3 separate regions of the Homo sapiens genome follow, and regions 1 and 3 are each linked to region 2. Evidence: chromatin loops called from intact Hi-C (ENCODE). Cell type or tissue: A673. All regions are shown on one strand. Region 1 overlaps SH3PXD2A (SH3 and PX domains 2A). Region 2 overlaps SH3PXD2A (SH3 and PX domains 2A). Region 3 overlaps CFAP43 (cilia and flagella associated protein 43).

Region 1 (8,000 bases), 82 kb after region 2:
TTTCCCCAGTTTACAAAAGAGCTTCCCCCGCTGTATGAAAATCCCACATTGACCCCATGGAGAGGCTGGGGGTGCAGCAAAGGGCGGAGATGGCTTTTGATTTTCTACTGCACAAATGAGGGTCTGATCTGACAGGGCCTTGAGTCCATTAGGAATAGGATTTGGCCAAACACCCTGTGAACACCGTGAATACCCTGGGCCTGGATCAAATGCACACAACCATCCAAAATGAGGCTCACAGAGCGAGTCCTCAACTGTATAGGAAAGGTGTGATTTCCCACACAGACCCACAGCACGGTGCATATCTGACAACTCCCAGCGGCTTCAGTGTCACACAAGTTCCCCAGCTCTCTTGATGTCCACAGGCTCTGGCTGGGTGGAGAGTTCTCCTGAGGGCAGGCCCCGAGGCGGTGATTCTCAGGGCCTGAGCTCAGCCCTCTGGGTCTTATTTCCCTTTATGCATAGATGTGCAGAGACCTCTCCTAGATGCTCTATCCCCGCTGCCACCACCTTCCTTCCGTACCTCTCTCCATCTGCTTGGAACCAGGTCCCGAGTTGCTCTGGACCTGAGAGGCCCCCACAAGCACAGGGGTCTTCCTAAACCCACAAGGTTGGGAAACTGCACGAGAAGTTGCAAACTCCATCTGCTTAAAGGGGAAAAAAGATCAACCCAAACTTTTCCCAACACCCTCCAGCCGGACCCAGGTAACCCCAGGATTCAAACTCAATGGTAACTGGCTTTCCCATCCTGAGCCTGCCCAGAGGTGCCAGTTCACCCTGGTCTTCCTCTCCCAATATTCCACAACTCCCTCACCTGCTAACAGGATCTGCCAAAGGGGAACTCAGGAGAGGCAGGAGGAAGCTGGAGTTCATACTCAGGCCACAGGCACAAGTTGAAAGGGGCGCTGGAGCCCAGCCAGCTCCCAGGTGGAGCGGAGCCAGCCAGGGAATCCCCAAGAGCCGATGGAAGCCCCACAAGGCTCCCCTGGAACCCCTATGTGTTCCTTCAGGAATCAAAGATGCCTCTTTCCAGGAGCAAGGAAAAGCTGTCAACTAATAATTACTTTTTAAAAAACAATGTTTTCCTAACAGCATTGTTGGAAGGGAAATAGGTTTGTAGTTAAACTTTGAAGGTGAAAATCATTTATCTAGAAAACCTTTAACACTGCCTTCTGCCTCTCTTCCCTGGAGGCAGGCCGAGCTATTTGGTGAAAGTGATGTCTACATTAACGGGGCACAGGAAGAAACTTCTGTCTCTAGATGGAGTGGGGCTCTCTGGCTTTTTGGAGTTTTAAGCTTCTGAGGGCCTAATTGGTGACATTTCAGCTTACCTGTCTGGCGTCTCTGTGCCAGTCCTATCCTAAGGGCTTTCTTTATATGGACTGTGTCATTTTATTTTTCCTGTTACCCAGTGAGGCAGTTATTACTATACACCCATTATACAGATGAGAAATCAAGCACAGAGAGGTTAAATCACTCATCAAAGCTTAGACAGTAAGCGCTGGGGCTGGTCTTGAAACCCAAGTGCCCTGGCCCTGGAGCACATGCCCTTAGCCACTGTGCCCCAGCAACACACAACTCTGAGTACAGTTTCGTCATGACACAAGAACCCCCACCCAACTGCTTCCTGCCTCAATATGTAGTTTGCAGATTTTGAGTAATATCTGAATACAAGATTCCAGTTGGACAAGATAATTTGGACAGGTCCCTGGGGTTGGTTGTAATGGGATCTAACCAGTTTACATTCCACAGGAATGATCTAGAATGATGGTCCAGGAAATATGAGGTAATGTGATTTTTATAATGAGTTTCATGTCCTCCTTGTTAGACATGTTCTTATGTTTACTTTTTTCACCTGTGCTTTCTGTCCCATTATACCATAATGACCAGGAAAGACATATTTTATTTTTGACTTCCCACCAACCCTAGCTCCCCCAATAGGTGACTCTTTAACTATTCAATATTAATGTTGCAAATAATATATGAATGCATTCTCCTTTTCTAAAAGAGTAAAACATTAAGATAAGGTTCCCCCTTTATCAAGCCCTTCCTCCTACTGATATCCCTAACCCCCATCTAGAGATGAGTCGGATACCAATCTGGAGTACAGCCTTCTAGATTAAAAAACATTTACATTCATATGCTGGATATGTACCTGCAAAATATAAATCTTGTTCTTGGGTTTTTTTTTATATAATTATTATCATACTATAAGTACTGTTTTGAAACTTGCATTGTTTGTTCAGAATGTTTCTTGGAGATCCACCCATGGATCAGTCTCATTTGCTTTGACTGCTGTACTAAGTGCTGTGAGAATATCACAGTTGACTTAGCAACTCTGTATGGATGGTCTTTTAGGCTGTTTCCCATTTTTGCCATTGCAAACAACATGAGGCTGTCTGTGCCTGCCTGGGACCAGTGAATGACCTCAGTCAAGGCTGATGTTCTCCTCTGTCTAAGGCATGTGAGCATTCACAATGACCCATGCTCAGCACATTCTGGAGCTGGCACTGCCACACCAGGTGTGCTGGAGCTCTCTGCAATCCTTGGTACAAGATCATTCTTAGAACTTAGCAGGTTACCTCCCCAGGCTGTGGCCTCATCGCTTTAGTCTAGGGTCAGTAATCTCGAACAAATTCCCTCAATGATTAAAAGGCAGAGTGCCTGCGGAAGAGACATTTCCTCCTCTTTTCTGCTTTCAGGTTGGTTCTTGGCACACACTGGGATCACCCCAGGTTGATCTCAGCTGAGGCCTGCTTTGGATATTAAACCAAATGAAAGCTTATATAAATTTAATGAATAGAAAAATTAACACAGTTTGTTACCTGCAAAGTGAGGCACTTGGAATAAGAACTCCTCTAACTCTAAAAATGCAATGATCCCATAAAGCTCCGTAAGTGACATCAGTACACACCCACACCCATATACACATTCATTCCAAGGCTGGTTGTTAGTGATTCAGGAATTATAATTTTTCCACCCATCATGAGGTGGGCTGTTGGGGAGCTGGAAAGTGAGTGTGACCCCAGGGTGGGGTGCATGGGTGGAGAGTCTGGAGAGATGAATAAGGAATAGAGAGAAAAGCTTGTCAAAATAGGTTAAGTCCTTCAGAGCCAATGAGCAAACCTGAACAACCCTCTTAACTCTATCTTCCAAGCGGTGCAGGGGAAAATAAAGGGCCTCTCCCAGTTCTGATCAAATATTGACCCTGTGCACTCGCTGGCCAGAGTTCAGACTAAAGCAATAGCAGCATGGTGGAGTCGGTGTTTGCAGAGCAATTACTGTAGCCCAGCGCTTTGTAGGTCAGGTTGTGAAACAACCGTCCATGGAGCCAGGGCTTCAGAGAGTCTTCCGGCCCCTCCTCAGTGGGACCAGGAAGGAGCTGTGCAAGGAAATAGACAAAGGCTGGAAACGTGGTCCAGCCACCCGTGAGAAAGCAACTGAAAAGGGCATCTGCCGCCCCTCCTCCCACCTCAACTGCACCTCCAAGCAACCCAGGCCCTTAATCACCAAATGGGCCTCGACGTTAGGCCCTGTCCTGGTCAGCTTTCCCTGGGACAGGTCCTTTTCCTGGTCAGATAGGGCTGAGTGGTGAGTTATTTTTAGAAGAAACCAATTTCCACTTGGAGACTAAGAGCCTCACCTCTTCCCTGTTCTTAACTTCACATCTGAAAGGCTCTTAGAAGCCCTCTCGGGAACCTGACCTGGTTTCCAGAAGAAGTGTTTGGAATAGCCGCTGAGCTGAAAAGCCCTAAGGATGGGCAAACTGTGCAGGAGAATAATCTCCCTCTTCTTGCCAGGGCCCTAGAAGATTTCAGGGGGCAACTCAGGAAGGGGCTGGGAGGTGACAGATCACTGTAGGGTGGCCAGAAAGCCAGCTCAAGCCTGTTGTGTGTTCAAAGTTGTCTAAGCTACCAGTCTAATAGAATTTTCTGTGATAATAGAAATGTTCCATATCTGCCCAATACACAACCACTAGCCACGGCCGCCACTGAGTACTTGTGATCTAGCAAGTGCAACCAAGGAACTGAACATTTACTTTTATTTCATTTAATTTTTAAAATTTAATTTCAAAAATTTTTAATTAACTTTAATTTAAATAGCCACATGTGGCTAGTGGCCACCGCGTTGGACAGTACAGCTTTAAAGCCTCCGTACCTGGGGGTTCTAAGTGGGCAGCCCCTGCGTGTGAGTCTGGGTCTGAAGGCTCGTGGCAGGAGATATGGGGAGAGAAGAAGGTCTGGAGAAGAGCAGAGGGTGTTATCCTGGTGCTCATGGATGGATTTCAGGCAGGGTATGGATAACCAAAAAGGTTACTAGAATTACAGGTGCACATTCATGCACTTGTCTGGGGAGAGAGTCTTTGGCTTTCATTAGAAGCATAAAAGAGTCTCTCATCTCAAAAGTAAAATAAGATAAAATAACTCACTGATGTGTCAGATAAAACTTACTTCTTCAGGAAGCCTGCCCTGATCCCAGAGTATAAGGTTTCCCTATAATATGTCTATGGCACCTTCCTTTGTTACATCTGGAATGGTGTAAAACAATATTGTTTGTCTTTGTTTTTTAACTAAAATCTGTCTTCCCTCACTAAGCTGTGAGACCCATAAAGGCAGGAACCAGATCTGCTTTGGATCATCAATGTGTCCCAGAGCTGGCACACCGCCTGGATGTACAAGGCAGACACTTAATATTGGAAGGATGGGAAGAAGGAAAGAAGGAAGGGAGGGAGAGAGGGAGAGAGGGAGGGAGGAAAAGGAAGGAAGGAAGGAAGGAAGGAAGGCAGGAAGGAAGGAAGGAAGGAAGGAAACCAGAGACATATTTTACCCTGATAAGAATTCTCAAAAAACAACCAAATCCCCCCAAACTAGAGTGTGGGTGTTTGGCTATGTCACCCTAGGCTGCTGTCACTAATTAAGACCATATGGGGGCCGGGTGTGGTGGCTGATGCCTGTAATCCCAACACTTTGGAAGACCGAGGCGGAAGGATACTTGAGCCCAGGAGTTTGAGACCAGCCTGGGCAACACAGTGGGACCCTGTCTCTACAAAAAATAAAAAAAAAAATTAGCTAGTCATAGTGGCATGCATCTGTGATCCCAGCTACTTGGGAGGCTCAGGCTGGAAGATCTCTTGAACCTGGGAGGCTGAGGCTTCAGTGAGCCATGATCACACCACTGCACTCCAGCCTGGGCGACACAGCGAGACCCTGTCTCTAAAAACTAAATAAATAAAAGTAAAAAAAAAAAAAAAGAGAGAGAGAGAGACCATATGGGCATCTTCTTTGTTCCCTCTCCCAAGAATGCTCTTTCCTTCCTCTTCATCTCATAGCATGTTGCTTGTACCTCAATCTAGTATTTAGTTCATCTACAGTGGACTTAACTGTTTCCAAGTTTGCCTTCCTCACGAGATGTAGACTCCTGGCAGGAAGAGACCTTGTCCTTCTCAAAAGTGTGTTCCTCAGCCTGCGCCACTTCTGCTCTGTACAAAAGCTGCTGCCTGGGGGGCCTCAGCACAGGCCCATCCACTCTTACCCGGAGCCAGCCTGGACTCTCATCTTTCTACTTCCACCCTCGCCTCTCACACTCAGCCAGGCTGGGGCTCCCAGATTTAACAAGTGAAAATACAGGATGCATAATTAAATTTGAATTTCAGATAAACGACAAATAACGTTTTTTAGTGTAAGTATATGCCATGAAATGTTTGGAACATCTTTTTTTTTTTTTTTTTTTTGAGATAGGGTGTTACTCTGTTGCCCAGGCTGGAGTGCAGTGGCGCAATCACAGCTCACTGCAGCCTGGACCTCCCCGGCCTCAAGCAATTATCCCGCCTCAGCCTCCTGAGTAGCTGGAACTACAGGCACATGCCACCACACTCGGCTAATTTTTTTTATTTTTTGTAGAGACGGGATCTTGCCGCATTGCCCAGGCTGGTCTTGAACTACTGAACTCCAGCAATCCTCCCATCTTGGCCTCTCAAGGTGCTGGGATTACAGGCATGAACCACCACGCCCAGTGCCCACACTTATTCTTAAAAAAGCATTTGCTGTTTATCTGAAATGTAAATTTAATTGGACATCTCATATTTATCTGGCAACCCTAATCCAAGACCTCACAGGTAGCAGGTAAGCTGTGAGAGAAGAAGGTGGGTGGTGGGATGGGAAGGGGACGCTGAGATAAATGGCTCTGCTCTGCACGGTCCTAAGGCTTCAGAAAGCGTGGAATGAGCAGTTACCAGGTGATCGGTGGCGGGGGGAGGTTCTCTCCATCTCTCCCAACCCTCTGACTTTCCCCATTTCCGGTGAACAGCTCCTCAATGCACCATCAGAGTTCTAAGTACCCTGTCCTTAATGCCATGAGTCACCCCAAAGGGACAAGGAACCTTCTCCAAGGACAAGCCTCAGGCTCTTGGCTCCCTCCTGCTTGCTGTTCTCAGGGCTGGTGTGTGCCTGAGACTGTTCATTTCCAAGGATCTACATGCAGGGCTTCACATGCAGGGCAGTTAGGTCCAGGCAGGAGCTTTGAAGATAATAACCAGAGAAATGTTCTGCTTCAGATCTTAGAATCTGGGAGGGGGTGGGGAGTGTGGGGGTGAGGGGGTGGGGAAGGGCTGTGCTGATGTGGAAGCTACTGTGGAGAGAAATGGAAAAACCAAAGAGTGTGGGGTTTCTGTTCAGATGACAGAGCACCCTTCAAGTGCTTCCTGGCCTCATGGCTGCAGAGTGTGAAGGGCAGGGTGCAAGTGTCCATCTCCCTGTGTGCTCCCAGAGGGAGAAACAGAGGGTCCATGTGCTGTTCCGAATGAAACTGGATCTGTATGGCCCTCAACTCATGACCAGAGAGGGTCAGCGACCGCTTGGGATCGCTTTGCACGTGGTTCCCGGGCTGTGTGACACAGGTGGGAACCCGAGGCCGCCTCGTGGGTGCCTGGCCTTCGGGAACAAAGGAAAACATCTGAAGAGGGAGACATAAGGGAGGGGAAGTACGGGGAGACCCACGCTGGGGTGCAGGGAACCAACTTGTACAGGGGGGAACCAAGGGTCTATCAAAGGGGTCAAAGGGGTGTCCAGGCCTCCTGTTGTTATCTGAATAGACCCCCAAGTGCTGCCCAAGTAGTACCGGGTGTGAATGTATGCTTCACGACCTAAACTGGTTTAGCTCAGCAGTTCTTTTTGTTTTTTTGAGACAGGGTCTCACTCTGTCACCCAGGCTGGAGTGCAGTGGTGCAATCATAGCTCACTGCAGCCACGACCTGCTAGGCTCAAGTGATCGTCCCACCTCAGCCTCCTGAATAGCTGGAACTACAGGCACACCATCGCACCTCGCTAGTTCTTCACTGGGGGTCCACAGGGGGTCTGTGAACACTTGCCACTGCAAGTAAAATTGTATGTATCCACTCTTTTCCTGGGGAGAGGGCTTCCATCAGATTCACAGAGGGGTCTGTGGCCCCCAGGAGGCTTAGAACCACGAGTTGGTGAAACCCGGGGAGCAGCTCCTTGGAGGTGGGCCTGGTGAGCCTGGGACTCTCAGAGTCAGCCAAAAAGGAAAGGAGCAAAACATTTCTGAGAGCTGCCCCTGGGCCACACCCCAGCTCCCAGCGGGCTCCCACCCTGCCCCAGAGGACAGCTTCAGAGAGGAGCCTGAGGCCTACCTGGCTCTGAATACGCCGGCAGGGACTGGGCACAGGGAGCTCACCACAGAGTGACGCCAAGTGAGGGAAGCCACAAAGCAACATCAGTGAGTGGGTCTCCAGCCCCTAGACGCCCCCCAGCCATGCAGCCCAACATCCCTGCAACCTGCTAACACCAGGCAACTCACTAGGCAACTAAGTGTTGGGAGAAACGTGGATTCACTCATTCATTCCTCCTAACAACCCTACCGGGCAGGCAATTTGAACCTTCACACTACAGATGAGAAAAGCAAGCCTAGAGAAGTGAAGGAGCCTGTCCGGAGTTACGTGGTGACAGCCAGTAACCGGTCCCAGGGAATGTGCCCCCAGTGCC
Region 2 (8,000 bases):
AGCTTCATTGAGGGGTAGGATAGGTAAGAGGTTCTAGCCCATATTTGCCAGTTATTGGCGTTGCAAGTCACATGACCTCTCTGTGCTTCAGTGGCTTAATCTGCAAACTAGGGGGAAATGACAACTATACCCACTTCATAGGATGGATGCAAAAATTAGAGAATTAAAACATGTAGGCTGGCCGGGCAAGGTGGCTCATGCCTATAATCCCAGCACTTTGGGAAGCCAAGGTGGGTGGATCACCTGAGGTCAGGAGTTCGAGACCAGTGTGACCAACATGGCAAAACCTTGTCTCTACTAAAAATATGAGCATGGGGGTGGACACCTGTAATCCCAGCTACTTGGGAGGCTGAGGCAGGAGAGTCACTTGGACCCGGGAGGCGGAGGTTGCAGTGAGCTGAGATCATGCCACTGCACTCCAGCCTGGGTGACAGAGCAAGACTCCATCTCAAAAAAAAAAAAAGTCCTCTGGGCACAGTAGCTCACACCTGTAATCCCAGCACTTTGGGAGGCCAAGGTGGGTGGATCACCTGAGCTCGGGAGTTTGAGACCAGCCTGGGCAACATAGCAAAACCCTGCCTTTGCCAAAAATACAAAAAATTAGCTGGGCATCACCTGTAGTTGGGAGGCTGAGGCAGGAGAATCGCTTGAGCCTGGGAGGTGAAGGTTGCAGTGAGTCGAGATCGCACCATTGCACTCCAACCTGGGTGACAGAGTGAGACCCCATCTCAAAAAATAATAATAATTTAAAAAATGTAAATCGCTTAGAAGAATGTCATCACATGGTGAGATACAGTAATTGAGCTATTATTAGCTTTCTAGACCTCATAGTAACCCTATGCTGCCACTTCTATGGTCCCTATTTTACTCCTGGGGGAACATAAGGCCCACAGACAGTCATCCTCTCCATTTATTGCATTTACTGTGTCCATCCTTCAGCTAGCACGAGGGATATGGTAGATGCCTGGCAGTAATGTCCCGGCCCTCAGGGTGTGTGCAGCCTCTCAGGGAAGCCGGATGTTAAGGATTTAATTACCTCTGTGGTATATGCCACAAGTGAGACGTCCCAGTATTGGGGTGAGAGGTGGGGATGGCAGGCCCAGGTGTGGTGAGTAAGTGGTGAGTTTAGGTGGGGTTAAAAGATTGCCTGGGAGGCCAAGGCAGGAGGATGGCTTGAGTCCAGGAGTTCAAGACCAGCCTCAACAACATAGCAAGACCCAATGTCTACAAAAAATTTAAAAAATAGTGGGGCACGGTGGCATGTGCCAGTAGTCCTAGTTACTCGGGAGGCTGAGGCAGGAGGATTGCTTGAGCCCAGCAGTTTGAAGCTACAGTGAGCTGTGATGGTGCCACTGCACTCCAGGACTGGGAGAGAGACAGAGACCTTGTCTCTAAAAATAATAATAAAAAACGGTTGCCCCACCTGGCACATAGCTGGTGGGGGGCTGAACCAGGATCTGAAGTTACACCTGTGAGTCCAAGGCCACCTCCCTTAACAGCTCTGCCACCTTCCTTCCCAGGAGCATCCCAAGAGGGAAAAATGATTATAAAAAGCCAAGCTGATAATCAGCTCCTCATGCACTTTCTGCTAAACAGCTGAGCTGCCAGAACACCTGGAATTTCCCTGGGTAGAAAGTTGGGCATCATTGTGGTGCAGCCTCTTGGCCTGTTGCCTGCACCTACTGGCCTTCTAAGAAGTTTGGGGGGAAGTAAGCATTGCATTTGAGGTGGCCTTCCCACTGACCTGGGGCACGTAACTACCTGGGGTTGGGGATGAAGTTCAAAGTGAACACCCAGCTGGGCCACTGGAATCAATACGCAGGGAACGTGCCCACTGAGATGAACACCCTCCCCCTTCACCCTGGGCGCCAACTCAGTGGTTAGTCCACCTCAGAGCTGCACCGGGAGGGCCAGGCAGACCTCGTCCCCGGGCTACTGAGCAATCTGTGCAAGGGCAGCGTAGCAGCTGGAACTACCAGAGGGCCCAGAAATGACAGCAGCAGCAAGTGGGGCAGAGACTCAGTCCCTGGGAACAGGCATGTCCTCCCCTCACACAGGAGCAGAGGGAAGGGATACCAACAGGTCTCCAAAACCTGGAGTTTGGAAGAATATAAAATGTCCCTCTGGTGGCCAGGCATGGCAGCTCACACCTCTAATCCTGGCACGTTGGGAAGCCGAGGCGGGAGGATCGTTTGAAGCCAAGAATTTGCGACTAGCAGGGGCAACAGAGCCAGACCCCGTCTCTACAAAAAATAAAAATAAAAAAATTATCCTGCCATGGTGGTGTGTGCCTGCAGTCCCAGCTACTTGGGGGCTGAGGTGGCCTGGGACGTCAAGGCTGCAGTGAGCCACGATTGTGCCACTGAGCTCCAGCCTGGGCAATGGAGAGAAACCCTGTCTCAAAATTAAAAAAAAAAAAAGGAAAGAAAATAACCCCAAAACCTCCCTCTGGGATCTTTTAAGGGAGATGGAACTGCTCTAAAATTGGATTGTGGTGATGGTTGCACAACTGTAAAAGTATTAGTAATCAATGAATTAATTGTACACTTAAAACAAGTACATATTATAGCATGTAAATTATACCTCAGTAAAGCTGTCTGGGGGAAACTCTCCCTCTGGCTCTGACCACTGAGCCATGCTCCGGGCCACATGTCCTGGGTGGGGTTTTGCACGTAGCCATCTGCGTGCCCTCTGGACCCATGACCAAATGGGCCATTCATGAGAGAGGGTGTGGGAAGCCAAGGGCTCAGTCTGTGGTTTGGGAGCGGGAAACCTGGTTTTCTGAGTGCTTCTAGAACCGGTTTCCCTGTGTCTGTTCCATCAGAGGAGCCTGTACCAGCCAGGCAGCACCCCTCCTCAGAGGCCTGAACCCTCCTGGGATAGGAAGCCCCTCCTTGGAGCTCCTGAGGCTGGGGGAAGGGTCTCAACAGGCTGCCCTGGGGGGCCTGGACCAGACTTGGCAGTCTCAGCAAACCTTGTACCTTTTCAGGGATGTGGCCCAGCAGGAAACCTGGGTTCCCCTTAAAAGATCCCAAATGTGGCACATGCCTTCAACTCTACCTTCAGCCCCCGTGGTGACCATGGCAACCATGGCGTCCTGATGCAGTTATTCTGCCCTTCTGTCTGATGAAGGGTCCCATCCTGAAATTTGGAGCTAGTTGCCCCAGCCAAGGGTCAGGTGCTTCTCACTTCATCCTCAGCTCACCCCCGTGTGGGGTGTGGACTTGGAGCTGAAGGGCAATGGCATGAGTCCAGCCTCTGACACTTCCTAGCTGAGAGGTAAGTCAACCAGTCTCAGCCTAAGGTCCCTCATCTGCAGAAAGGAGCATGGGCCTCCCTGGATTGTACGGATGCTCAAACAAGATAAACCATGCTCAAGGGTCCAGCACGGCTTTAGTACAGCATCAGCCAGACGCTGGGAGCTGTAATATCCGATATGGCCATGGGGTGGAGCCAGATACACATGTATCTCATGAACCGAGGGCTTCAAAGTGACCCAAAGTTACAGACGTGCCCAAACTCCAACCACCCTCAAGATCCAACTTACAGAGCCTGTGAAGGGGAAGGAGTCACAAGGTCTCTGGATGCTTGTCCCTTTCATCTCGGACTATGTCTATGAATATCTCCCATTCCCACAGCCATCCAGCCCCTCTCTAGATCCTGACTGTTGCATGCTTGGACCACTGCAATAGCCAACTGGTTCTGCTAGGACCTCAGAATGTCAGAGCCAGGAGATAGCCCAGAGACCCCTAGGTTCTGCCCATTTACCTGATGCTGAAGTGTAGCGATTGTTAATGACTGCCTCAGGCCTATCTCTTCTTGGCCTAGCCCTAGCCAAAAATCCCTTACTCTCACGGAAGATGAAATTTCTTTCAATCCTTGAAACACAATCTCAGGGACTCCCTCTGGCCTGGATGCCCTCCTCTGCCACTCTCCTTGAGTAGTGAGCTCTTGCTTTAGTCTCAGCCTGAATGCCACCTCCTCAGGGAGGCCTTCCTGACCACCTCAGCAGGCTGGTTTGTTGCTGCGCAAGGCCCTGCACCTATTACAATCAGTTGTTCTTTTTCTGTCTTCCCCATTATCAGCAGCTGTTATAAGCCCTGTTTTATAGGCAAGGACATTGAGGTTTTGGGAGTTTAAATAATTCCCAGGCCACACAGCAGGTGGGGGAGGAGCCAGGGTTTGCCAGAGCCTATAATGGTCTGCTGCCTCCTGTGGAAGCAAGCCAGGCCCATGCCATGCTATCCTCCCCCTTAGACCACCAGGGCCCCGAGAGTGGGGACTGAGCTACTTCTGAAGTCCCGGGCCTCACATAGAGATGATCTAGAAACACTTGCATGAACACACGCCTCCCACAAGAATGCAACAGAGGAAGGCTGGTCCCAGTGGCCGAAGACCCAGGTTCTAGGTTCAGTTCTGCCTTAAACTCCCCATGGAGGGGTAACTACCCAGGGACTAGGAACATGGAGGGTAGTGATAACCACAGGGGAACCAAGACCCACCTTGAACACAACATAACAGCAAAGCAGGCCTCAGCGCTCTTCCAGGGCTTACCCCTTCCGCCAGAGGCTCCAAAGGGCTCTGTAGGCCTTCCTTGGGGGTAAGAGAGTGGGCACATGGGGGTCTTGAGGTTTCAGAGAACATAGAATGCACAAGCCCAAGAAATTAATGGGGGACCCAGTCTACCCCCACACACTCCTGCACCAGGATACCCTTCCCTGCCACCTTCCTCCCCACCCTGAAGAAAATCCTGTGCCAGGCCTGAAAACAGAGTCATCTTCTCTCCCTGGACATGGGCCTCCCAGGCGTGTGCGCTATGAGCTGGGCTGGACTGGGGGTGTTTGAATCTGCTTCCCTCCAGCTCGCCGACCCAGCATGACAGCTGAGCCTGCAGAAGTCCTTGTTCCCCACGGCCAATGCCCCTTTCAAGTGGGTTGGACACAGCTTCCTGTGGGCATTTTCCTGCCACCTGCCCACCCAGGTTGAAGGGGGCATGGCAGGGGATGGACAAGGTTTATTTATCTAACGTTCTGTTCCCTCCCTCAGCCTCCCACAGCTCCAAGGTCCAGCTGGCCCTCCTGCCCATCAACATAAAGAGGCTATTTGTGCAGCAGCCAGTGGCAGGGGGCTGCAAGGACAGTGTGGCCCACGTCCCTGGCCAGATGGGTGGTGGCAGGGCTTTACAGAGCACACAGAGCCATCTTGATGATAGGTGTCTGACCAGAATGCAGCCAGGCATGTGTGGGTGGACTTTCTACCCCAATCCCCCAGGAGAGACAGGGACTTGGGATGCCCTGGAGTTTCCAACAGCCTGCAGGGTGGTAGGGGCAGCCTCGCTCCACAGGCAGCACCAGCCCTGGCCAGGACTCCCAGAGCAGAGAGGGATGCGGTGAGATGCTCCTCTCCCAGCTCTCACCTTCAGCTCGGCCAACCCAATTCCATTCCCCCAGCCTTTTTGGGGTGGCTGCTCTGTACCCAGGCCTGGGCTAATGGAGGAAAGGAGAAGAAAAACAGAAAATCCCATTTCCTGAGCTTTTGTGATGGGTTAAGTACATAGGGGCATTTTCTACGCATTTGCTCCCTTGAACCTCACAATCATTTTGCCACATGTACCACGGGGGCCTTGCACAGATGGGGAAACAGACTGGAAGAGGAGAAGTGAGCCATTCAAGCTCACAGGCAGAGCTGGGTGTCCCCACAGTTGCCACTGCAGTTAATTTAACTCAATTCACAATTTCAGCTTTGACCCTTGAGGTGATTAGCCTACGCGGTCCCTGGCATACAGCTGGCACTCAGTAACTACCTGCAGAGTGAAGGGAGGCTGCTGTGGAGAGGTTCCAGGGCTCTGTCCACAACCTTCCATTTGCCTCCTAGGAAAAGGAAGGGAGTAGGAGGGTGTATGACTCAGTGCCCAGTTTGTGATCCACACGCATCATCCCAATTCATTCTCCCCAGTGCCGGAGCAGTGACTCCGGGTGACTTACAGAGAATGGAAGGCCACGCAGTCAACCCACAGCAATGCTGCTGGTGAGCAGGGAAGCCTGGACTCTAACTCAAGAGGCTGGCAGCCAGACATAAGCCGAGCAGTCGCCCTGCCTTCCCGAACAGGCCAGACCTGGCATTCGACTGGGATTGGGGATGTGGGGCTCCTGGAGGAGACACCCCACATTCTCAGTGCTATTCCAGCTGCACTGCCACACACACCACCTTGCCCCTCGTCTTCCTACGGGAACCCTGAAGCAGGGCTGGCAGAGTTCATCTGTCCTCCTGGGCTCTGCTTCTCCCAGGCAAATGGCAGCAACAACCTCTGTCCCCCTCACTGGACTCCCCACAATTTTACCATGCAGTCCAAGATGAAACAACCATCCCCAAAATATAAATGGGAGGGGAGGATGAGAAAGTCATGCAGAGGAGAGTGTTTTCTTGAGTCTGACCTCCTCCCACCCCAGGCCCCAAGCAGCATCTGCCTCTGCCCTGGCCCTCCTTCCCTGGCAGCCTCCCTCAGTGTCCTAAGCCAGCCCCTGCACCACCTTAACCAGCCCGGCCCAGTTCCCAAACCTGTGCTCTGGCTGGGGCAGGCCTCCCGCAGGATGGCCTCCCCTTTTGGCCTGCCCTGGGGTTCCCCGCAGGAGGCAGGGACACTGGGGGTGGACTCTGCCCCATGGGGAGTGTTGGGGGCCCCTGATGGGCAGGCTGAGGCAGGGATGGTTCTGGCCTGGCCTCAGTCCATCCTCCTCTCACCCCAGGTCCCTCGGAACATTGGGGCATTGTTCTACTGTACAACAGAGGGTGGCTCTGTGGCCCTGGGCTGAAGAACAGAAACCAGTTTAGCAGGGCTATCTGCTCCTCCCATGCAATGTCAAGAATTTAACCAGGATCATGGCTGGCTTCAGCAGGAAGAAACAAGCCGAAGGGATAAGCCCAGGGTGAGAGCAGGAAGTGGGAGGTGACTGTCTACCCACTGTGTGGGCCCACTATGTGTCCCATCGTGGGTAAGAGGTGGGCTGGTAAGGCCAGTGGGCTGGTAAGAGGCCCAAGAAGAAAGATACTAAGTGAGTGACAAGAGCAGGGCAGATCAGCTCAGCCCTGGCCTCAGTTTTCCCCTCTGTGATATGGGTGCACCAAAGGCATGTGTGCCCACCCTGCCCACAGGCTTGGACTGCCAGCAGTGGTCAAGAAGGCTGCAACCTCAGCCCTGAGGCTGCAAAGGCAGCCTTGCATCTCCAGAAGTGGAGAACGTGTGTATGTATGTGGAGGGAAGTGATGTGGGCCTGCTGCTGCTGTGCGCTTCCACCCGGGATGTCCCCATCCCACCATGATGGGGACAGCAAACACTGGCCTTGGCAGTGCTGACACCGTGCCAGGTTTGTTTGGCACTTTATGTGTGCTAAAGCATCATCCTCGCAACTGCCTTTGGAGGCAGCAACGATTCCCACTCTACAGATAAAGGAAACTGAGGCACACAAGGGCCTTGCAACTTGCCTGAGGCAAGTGGCAGAGCTGGTCTCTGACCCCTGGCCCCCTGACTCCGGAGAGGTTGAGAATCCTCCTGGCTCTGCTCCCCGAGGTGGGCAGTTCAATGTATAACTCTATTAAATAGCCTGGCTTTATTTTGGCACAGTTGGGCAATCACCCAACACTTACTAGGTGCCAGGTCCTGGGGGTCCAGAGATGTGGGTTCCTTGGTGGGGAGAGATCCATAAACAGATCCCAAGGCTGCCAGGTTGCCAGCTCTAGGGAGGGCTTTCTGGAGGAGGGGCCCAAGCTGAGTCTGGAGACAGAGTAGGATGCAGTTCCAGAGCGAGTGGGGAGGAGAGGAGGGTGCTCCTGGTGGAGGGAACCATGGGGCAGAGCATGGAGGCTGGCGACAAGCTAAGAAAAGAATGAGGGCGTGGCCACTGGGCCAGGAGGCTGCAGAGATGCAAAGGTGGATCCTGGGGCCCTACGGCCAGATCTTTCTCCCACCAGAACTGCATCCTCCTGGGAATCTACAGACAGAG
Region 3 (8,000 bases), 500 kb after region 2:
GGATCATGAGGTCAGGAGATCAAGACCATCCTGCATAACACGGTGAAACCCCGTCTCTACTAAAAATACAATAATTAGCAGGGCGTGGTGGTGTGCACCTGTAGTCCCAGCTACTCGGGAGGCTGAGGCAGGAGAATGGCGTGAACCCAGGAGTTGGAGCTTGCAGTGAGCCGAGATCGCGCCACTGTACTCCAGCCTGGGAGACAGAGCGAGACTCCGTCTCAAAAAAAAAAAAAAAAAAAAAAAGAAAAGAAAAGAAAAAGAAAAATATGGTCTGACCCCTTTTATTACTTACTGAGGCTGAGTTCTAATAAATGACAGCAAAGACTTTGGAGTTTGATACACCTATGTTCAAGCCCTAACTCTTCCAATTACTTGCTGGTGAACTCTGTGAGATTAGATTCCTTGTCTGTAAAAGGAGGATGTCAATAGTTTCTATTTGATAAGGTTGTTGTAAGGACCTATAAGATAATACAAGTAAAGTACTTAGCTTGGTGCCTGGCACAAAGCAAGCACCAAGTAAATGGAGGCTATTAATACTGATTCGAATATCAACAATAACATTATGATACATGTAAGTTAAATGGGCATTCACAAGAGTCTAAGCTGCAGCTTAGACAAAGGATTCCAAATTCGTGTCTGATAAGCTAATACATTAAGTGTAGAAATGAGCATGGAATTGGGTTACAGATATTAGGTATTTTTTCATTGCGGAAGGGCAATGGATTTTTAAATTCTATTTGTGTTTGTTTGCAGTAATATATGGTAGTTCATTATATCGTCCCCTCTATTTTGTATAGATTTGAAGCTATTCATAATAAATCCTTTTTAATAGTACCCAAAGAGGAAACCATTTTAATTAATAATGTGACAGATCTGACATCCTAAAATATGGCTCATAATAGTAAATGGCAACAAATGGGAATTGTGAATTTTCTTTAAACCAATTAATTTGAAAAAAAGAATACATTACAATTCCAGAAGCCAGCACGCCCTCCTTCTGATATACCAAGGTTACTGGACTGATAAAATTTCTTCTGTCTTCTGGAAAAGAAAAACAAGGTAAAGCAGGTGACGTAATTAAAAGTACAATGTAACAATGAATAATAAAAGCTACTTTTACTGATGTAAATCTTATAAGTTGTTTTTGAATTCTCTATCATCAGATCTATGTAACTAACATAGATGCTAGATTAGAGAGAGGAGCAAGGCTGGAGGGTATAGTAGGAGTAAAGGGAAGAGAGAAAGGGAGTTGGGAGGGAAGTGAAACCTCATGGCCTCAGTTTTACAGGGAAAGTGAGTCAGAGAATAGGAAAAAAGGCAGATGAGGGACAATGCAATGGGGAAAACTTGCTGGAGGGGGTGGTATTTGAGCTGGGCATTGGCAGATTCAGAGACAGTAAGTGCCAAGGGAATGGGCTAGAGGCATGTCTGTGAAATGGTGAAAATAAATGACTGGCTCAGAAAACTCATACCAGGGCATAGTTGGAAATAATATTAATGGAGTAGGTAGGATCAGATTAGGGAGAGCGTGAAATCAAGGCAGAGCAGTTCTTGAGCTGGGTGTTAAAAGTGGCCTTCAAAGAGGCAATTTGACAGAGATAAACTGCATAGATTGGGTCAGATGTAGATTAAGGTCAGTGAAGTCCATCCTAAAGTTGTTACAGAAATCAAGGTGTGAAATAGTAAGAGCAATTGAAATAGAGAGTGCTTTGGACAGGTTTGAGGAGCTTGTCTTGGCAAGGCCCCCTCCTCCCAGGGTCTACATCTACTGCTCAATGAGTGGACAGTGGCTCCTGTGGCCCAGGCCCAACCATGGCCACAGCTGATAGGGTCAGGAATAGACACTATATCTAGGGCAGAATAGATCAGGTTATCTTTCAAATTCTAGCTGAGCAATATGGCAGGGTGTGGTGGCTCCTGCCTGTAATCCCAGCACTTTGGGAGGCCAAGGCAGGCAGATCACTTGAGGTCAGGAGTTCAAGATCAGCCGGGCCAACATGACGAAACCCCATCTCTACTAAAAATACAAAAATTAGCCAGGCGTGGTAGTGTGTGCCTATAATTCCAGGTACCTGGGAGGCTGAGACACGAGATCGCTTGAACCCAGGAGGCGGAGGTTGCAGTGAGCCAAGATTGCACCACTGCATCCTAGCCTGGGTGACAGAATGAGACTCTGTCTAAAAAAAAACCAAAAAAACAACACCTCTAACCGAGCAATAGAAAGGTAATTTTCAAGATGGCTTTTGGGCTTAACAGATGATCAGCCTGGAGAAAAGGGTTGGGGTGGGGGCAGGAAAGGGTATGATTAGCAGACTAAGCAGAATGGGCATATGTATAGAAAAGGATACAGCACAGTAGCCAAGAACTTGGACTCTGAGGTATTATTGCCTGGGTTCAGGTGTCAGCTCCACAGTTTACGTGGACTGGGCCATGTTTCCTAACATATCTCTTCTGTATCGTGGAGATTAAGGTGTCTCTCCTCATAATGTTGTTCTGAGGATTACATGAAATATGCATATAAAGTGATGGTAGAATGCCAACAGCACAGTAACAGCCAGAGGATTAAGAAGAAGGAGGATTCAAAGATGTCTCCAAGAAAGAGAAAAATAGGGAAAACCAAAAAAACCAACACCCATGGCTATACAGGAATATGAAGTAGGACAGTTTCTTACCCAATGGCGATTCCTCTTCTATCTTATTAAGTACAGTCACTTGCAAGGTGTCTCCATTAATCATTAAAAGATGACCCTCTTCACAGCCAATGTACAAGTCACTTGTTGGAGTCCAGCAATGCATAGTCGGGTGAAGCAAAGGATATAGATCATCTTTCGGCTTCAGGGAGAGAATAAAACCTTGTGTTAAGAAAACAATCACGGCTAAAAGCCTGAGAAATACTCACCAGAACAACTGACAAAAAGGAACCATACTTAACCCCATAGACGCAGAAAACATAGGAACATTGAGCATTCATCATAATAATTTTTTTTAAGGACAGACTGACTTTAATTTATTATTTGTACCTTTCATGCCCTCATAGCCTTAGATAGTTAGAAAATAAATAGTTGGGTAACAATCTGGTCACCCAGTGGATCAAGAAAAAGGCAAACCACCTTTCCCACTCCAAAAAATTAAACTGCTGCTGAATAGTGACACTTCTGTGGTGTCTGATTGAGATTTGACTCATAAGGAAGAGAGTTATTCACCGTTATCACCATTATTGAAAAGTTTCCTGAGTTTTTTTTATGACATCTAACCTTAAACTATAAATCACAAAGACAGACTTAACTGAAATGACAATAGGATCAAAATCTTAAACAAAACAACAACAAAACACCATGTCTCTCATTTGCACAATACCAGTGAATCTGTGTGTATAAAACAAAATGTGAAGATTAAAATTTGAAATTTTCTGGCCTTGGTATGTTAAACTAGTATTGTATGTGGCTTTTTTTTCTTTAAGACAAACCTGGGCTTGTCTTCCTATTACTTTTTCATCAATAAATATATTTGATGACATTTAAAAATGAATGTGAGTATATGGATTATGTAAGCAGAAACAATAGTTTATAATTCTGAGATATTTAAAAATAAAGGGTACCAGTAGTGTTTAGAAATGTTTGTTGATAATATCATCTCCTTTTTCAGTCCTCTAGAATCAGAAATCATTTTGATCACATGATGACAAAACATGAAAAATTGCAGTCCAATTTAATCCTGCTTTAGAAAATGTAAAAATCCATATATATTTCAAAATATTTGAGTCTCTAAAAGAGATTCCTATTTAGCAACATCTGTTTGAAAAAATTAAAAAGGTAGATGGAAAATAGAAATTAGACACTTGAGATTAAGTTCATGATCTTGGATCCAATTTCTGCCCAGATAACATCTGCCTTTGATTTCCCCCATGCTACGACTTAAAACTGGATACATTTCTAACGCCCTAAATAAGTTGTGTAATGTGACTCAGGGCTATTTAAAGTCCTGTAATGTACCCTTCTGGCATTAGCTATGAATAGATAATGGGATTATTTGATGTTTGTAATTTTTTAAAAGTCCACAACTTATCCATTTTTAAGACCTTATACAGATCGAGTCATTATTGATTCCCTTGCCATTGGTACCCAGGTCACAAGAAATGACATTGAAGGAGGGAATAGAATCAAGACATTTGAGATCTATTTTTGGTTATGCTTTCACTCATTGTACAGACATTAATTAATGTTTTAAACATTTTCCTCACTTTATTTTGCTACAAAATGAAAAAGTAAACTACTGGGAAAATGTCTAACTTAAATACAAAATATATGGCTTTATTAATAATCCATGAATGATTTAGGGTTGTCAAACTATAATATTACATTTCTGCTTTCAGAAAAATTTAAAATACACTGAGTGCACAAGTCCTAGGAAATAAAGATGTCTGCCCAGACAATATATCCACATAGCAAAACTGCAGGCGTACCCCTTAAATTTATACAAATAAAAAAGGTTTTAAAATAAAGATGTCTATTATGAGCATTTTAAAATAATAACTCCACATTTGAGTATTTAAAGAAGGCATTTCATAGCATTTCTCAAATGACAAGGACAATTGCCTGAATTTTAAATGTTTTATGCAGAGTTCGTTATGTTTGTACAAAATGTGAAATATAAGGGCTCCTACACATATTTTCTGCCCAGAAAAACCCAATTTGAGAGAGTAGAAATTTAGGGGCTCTGGCACCAAATACTAAACATAGAAAAATTTGAGTTGCAAACCTTGATGGCTGATCTCTTTGTTCTTCCTTTGCTGCCCCACTGTGGCTGAATGCAGTTATATCTCCAAGGCTGAGACCTGTGCTATAAAAGGAACTACAGTATCCACAGGGGATGGGTTCCAGGACCCCCCACTGATACCAAAATCTGTGGATGCTCCAGTTCCTTACATAAAATGGCATAGTATTTCCATATAACCTACATACATCCCCCTGTAAATTTTTTCTTTATTTTTAATTATTTTATTTTATTTTTTCTCCCATATACTTTTAAGTCATCTCTAGGTTACTTATAATACCTAATACAATGTAAATGTTTTATAAATAGTTGTTATACTATATTGTTTAGGAAATAACGAGAAGAAATAAAAGTGTGTATATATTCAGTACAGATGCAACCATACAACTTTTTTCTGAATATTTTTGATCTGCAGTGGGTTGAATACACAGAAGTGGAACCCACGAATGCAGGAGATTGACTATAATCTCTTTCCATAATTTAAAAAGGTGAATCATTGACATTCATTAGAGGAAATATTAAGGGCATGTAACCCTTTCTCTTGCTTGCCACAGAGATTTTTGAATGAACTAATCTTCACACTGAATTATTTTTATTTTAGTTTAGCTTAGTTTAGTTTTTGAGACGGAGTCTCGCTGTCACCCAGGCTGGAGTGCAATGGTGCAATCTTGGCTCACTGCAACCTCCGCCTCCCGGCTTCAAGTGATTCTCCCACCTCAGCCTCCCGAGTAGCTGGGATTGCAGGCATCTGCCATCATGCCCAGCTAATTTTTAACACAAGGGTAAAGCATAGCAGGTTCAAGAGGGCCAAAAAAGTGGAGCTTCTCCCTTCATCCCAAAGGTCTTGCAGGTGCTGCCCTCTGTTCCCTGCCTGTCTCTTGAATAGCACCCCACACCTCACTTCCACTTCATTTATCATGCTCCAGCCATATGCATCTTTTCTCAGTTCCTTACACATACCAAGTTCTCTTTTTCCCTTAGGGCCTTGCACATGCAGGTCCTTCCACGTGAAACACTCTTTTTTTTTTTTTTTTTTTTTTTTTGAGACGGAGTCTCGCTCTGTCGCCCAGGCTGGAGTGCAGTGGCGTGATCTCGACTCACTGCAAGTTCTGCCTCCCGGGTTCTCACCATTCTCCTGCCTCAGCCTCCCAAGTAGCTGGGATTACAGGCGTCCGCCACCATGCCCGGCTAATTTTTTTGTATTTTTAGTAGAGACGGGGTTTCACTGTGTTAACCAGGATGATCTCGATCTCCTGACCTCGTGATCCACCCGTCTCGGCCTCCCAAAGGAAACACTCTTTATCCTGCTTGTAACATGAGTAATGCCTCCTTGTCCTTCAAATCTTAGCTTAAGTGTCATCTCCCCAGAGGCCTTCCTTAACCAGCCCATCCCATCCTTGCTGCCCTGTCTCCATTTATTCTGTTGTAATAATTACCACATTTTGTAATGATTCAATATATCATTGCAAAATGTGATAATTATTACAAAAGAACAATACTCTTTACTTTTGTTGTTGTAGTTCTGTCTCCCTGACAAGAATGTAAGCTCCATGAGAATTACATGGAGCCTGCTTGGCCACCATGCGAATCCCATTGCTTAAAACAGTGTCTGCTCCATAGAAGAAACTTGATAAATCTCTGTTGAATGAATGAATGAATGAATGGGTGTGTAACACCTGGCAAACTCCCTTTTGAAACTTTCTTCTGCTGTTTCCTACGGCCTTGTTCCTCCCTCCCGGGTTTGCTCCTACTTCTGTGACTGCGCCTTCTCAGAATTCCTTTCGCCCCTGAGTTCAGCAGTCAGCTGGCTCTGGCTCTCTTTTCTTCCCTTGCACCCTTTCTCTCTTTGCTCATCACATCCCCTCAGTGCTCCCACCGTCCTATCTGTGAGAATGACACTGACAGTCCCACCTCTCCTCCCTAACACTAGGTCCACTTTCCCAACTTCTGCCCAGCATCTCCACCTAGGTGTCTTCCCTGCACCCCAAATTGAGTATGCCCAAAATGGAAATCACACCTGGGCCCCCTGTCTCTGTTAGCAATGCCGTCATCATCCCAGTCATCCAAACTCAAAACTCCAGAGTCTTCATCTCTCACAGTCTCTGTGGCTAATCTATATTAAAAACCAAGATGATCCTCTGTATCCTGCATTTCTCAAGGGATGGTTATGCCAATCAAATGAGATCAGGCTTCCTAGACCTCAACCCATTAGGCAAACAGGAAGAGGTGCCAGGTAATTACCCGGAAAGTCTCTGCCTCTTTGCCTACCAGCCCGGCAATGGCTGACAGTGGCAGCACGGGACCATAGATGAGATCTTTCGGCAACGACTGGGGGAAAACGACATCCGTTTCATTAAAAAATGACCCATCTTCTAGAGGTAATTTCACCGACCTGTAGACAAAAGAGGCATCAGAACAATGAGATGAACAGAAACTTCTTATTGATGCAACCACTGCATATCAGTTTAAGTGAGGTGGGGAGGTATTATAACTTGCAAAAATCAAATAAGAAGATAAAAGCCAAATGATAGATTTAAAAATATATAACAGGTTGTAAAAAGACAAGTTACACAGTTTTAAATTAAGTACTGAGGGATTATAAAAATTTTTGAAAGTTAATATCTAAAGCAGGAGTTGTAAATTTGAATACTGGATGAGGGTCGGGCAGGTGATATGTGACTGGTGAGGACAGTGGAAAATGGGAAAATATTTGTCCCTCCTCAAGGTGGCAGGGACCACTCAGTTCAAGCCAAGAGGGTTGTTGACATGTGAGAATTTTGATTCCAAAATTTCAAGAGAATACTATAACCTGGATATTTATGAGAAATCTCTTAAACTTTAAATGTTGGCAACTAATTCAAATGAAAAACACTGTAGACTAAAATAAATATATATTTAAACATATATTCAGGCTGTATTCAGCTACTTTTATAATCTCTGATATTGAGTTCATTTTCAAATTTATCATATATCTACTTTTAATTTATAATATGGTTATAAAGGTTAATTTAGAGAATTTGTGGTTTCATGCATTAAATTCAAAACTTCCTTGCCTAGATTTTATAAATGATAAACAATTTTGAAAAACAATCACATAAAAACAGCACCTACTACTCAAATGTAAGGCTGAAGTGTGTTTGAATCCTGCTTGCTTTGTGAACTAGGACAATCCACTCGTTTTATCTCCCATTTTATTTGCTTACAGAAAAGTCACAACTCAGTAT

The links. Peaks named below come from ENCODE experiments on the same cell type or tissue, not always from the same donor. Only the 100,000 strongest peaks of a DNase experiment are listed, where the experiment ranks them.
Region 1: it touches region 2 in a loop (2.4-fold over the local background); 11 of 110 quality-filtered maps call a loop at or near these places.
Region 3: it touches region 2 in a loop (5-fold over the local background); 18 of 110 quality-filtered maps call a loop at or near these places.

Annotation. Positions count from the first base shown.
Region 1 is chr10:103,791,149-103,799,148 of GRCh38, forward strand. All of the region lies in intron 2 of SH3PXD2A (SH3 and PX domains 2A), which reads right to left. Among named protein-coding and RNA genes, the nearest start is that of SH3PXD2A-AS1, 48 kb to the left of the region's middle. In A673, no CTCF peak of the experiment used is centred here; DNase peaks (open chromatin) are centred at 4,693 and 4,923; H3K27ac peaks cover 7,273 bases.
Region 2 is chr10:103,709,645-103,717,644 of GRCh38, forward strand. The region is part of intron 5 of SH3PXD2A (SH3 and PX domains 2A); the gene reads right to left. Among named protein-coding and RNA genes, the nearest start is that of SH3PXD2A-AS1, 33 kb to the right of the region's middle. In A673, CTCF peaks have their summits at 2,153 (motif pointing left) and 3,435; a DNase peak (open chromatin) is centred at 3,467; H3K27ac peaks cover 1,959 bases.
Region 3 is chr10:104,204,990-104,212,989 of GRCh38, forward strand. It overlaps CFAP43 (cilia and flagella associated protein 43), which reads right to left. Exons shown (of 38, transcript NM_025145.7): 5 at 7,018-7,168; 6 at 2,676-2,835; 7 at 974-1,041. Among named protein-coding and RNA genes, the nearest start is that of MIR609, 9.9 kb to the right of the region's middle. In A673, a CTCF peak has its summit at 4,809; a DNase peak (open chromatin) is centred at 4,812; H3K27me3 peaks cover 581 bases.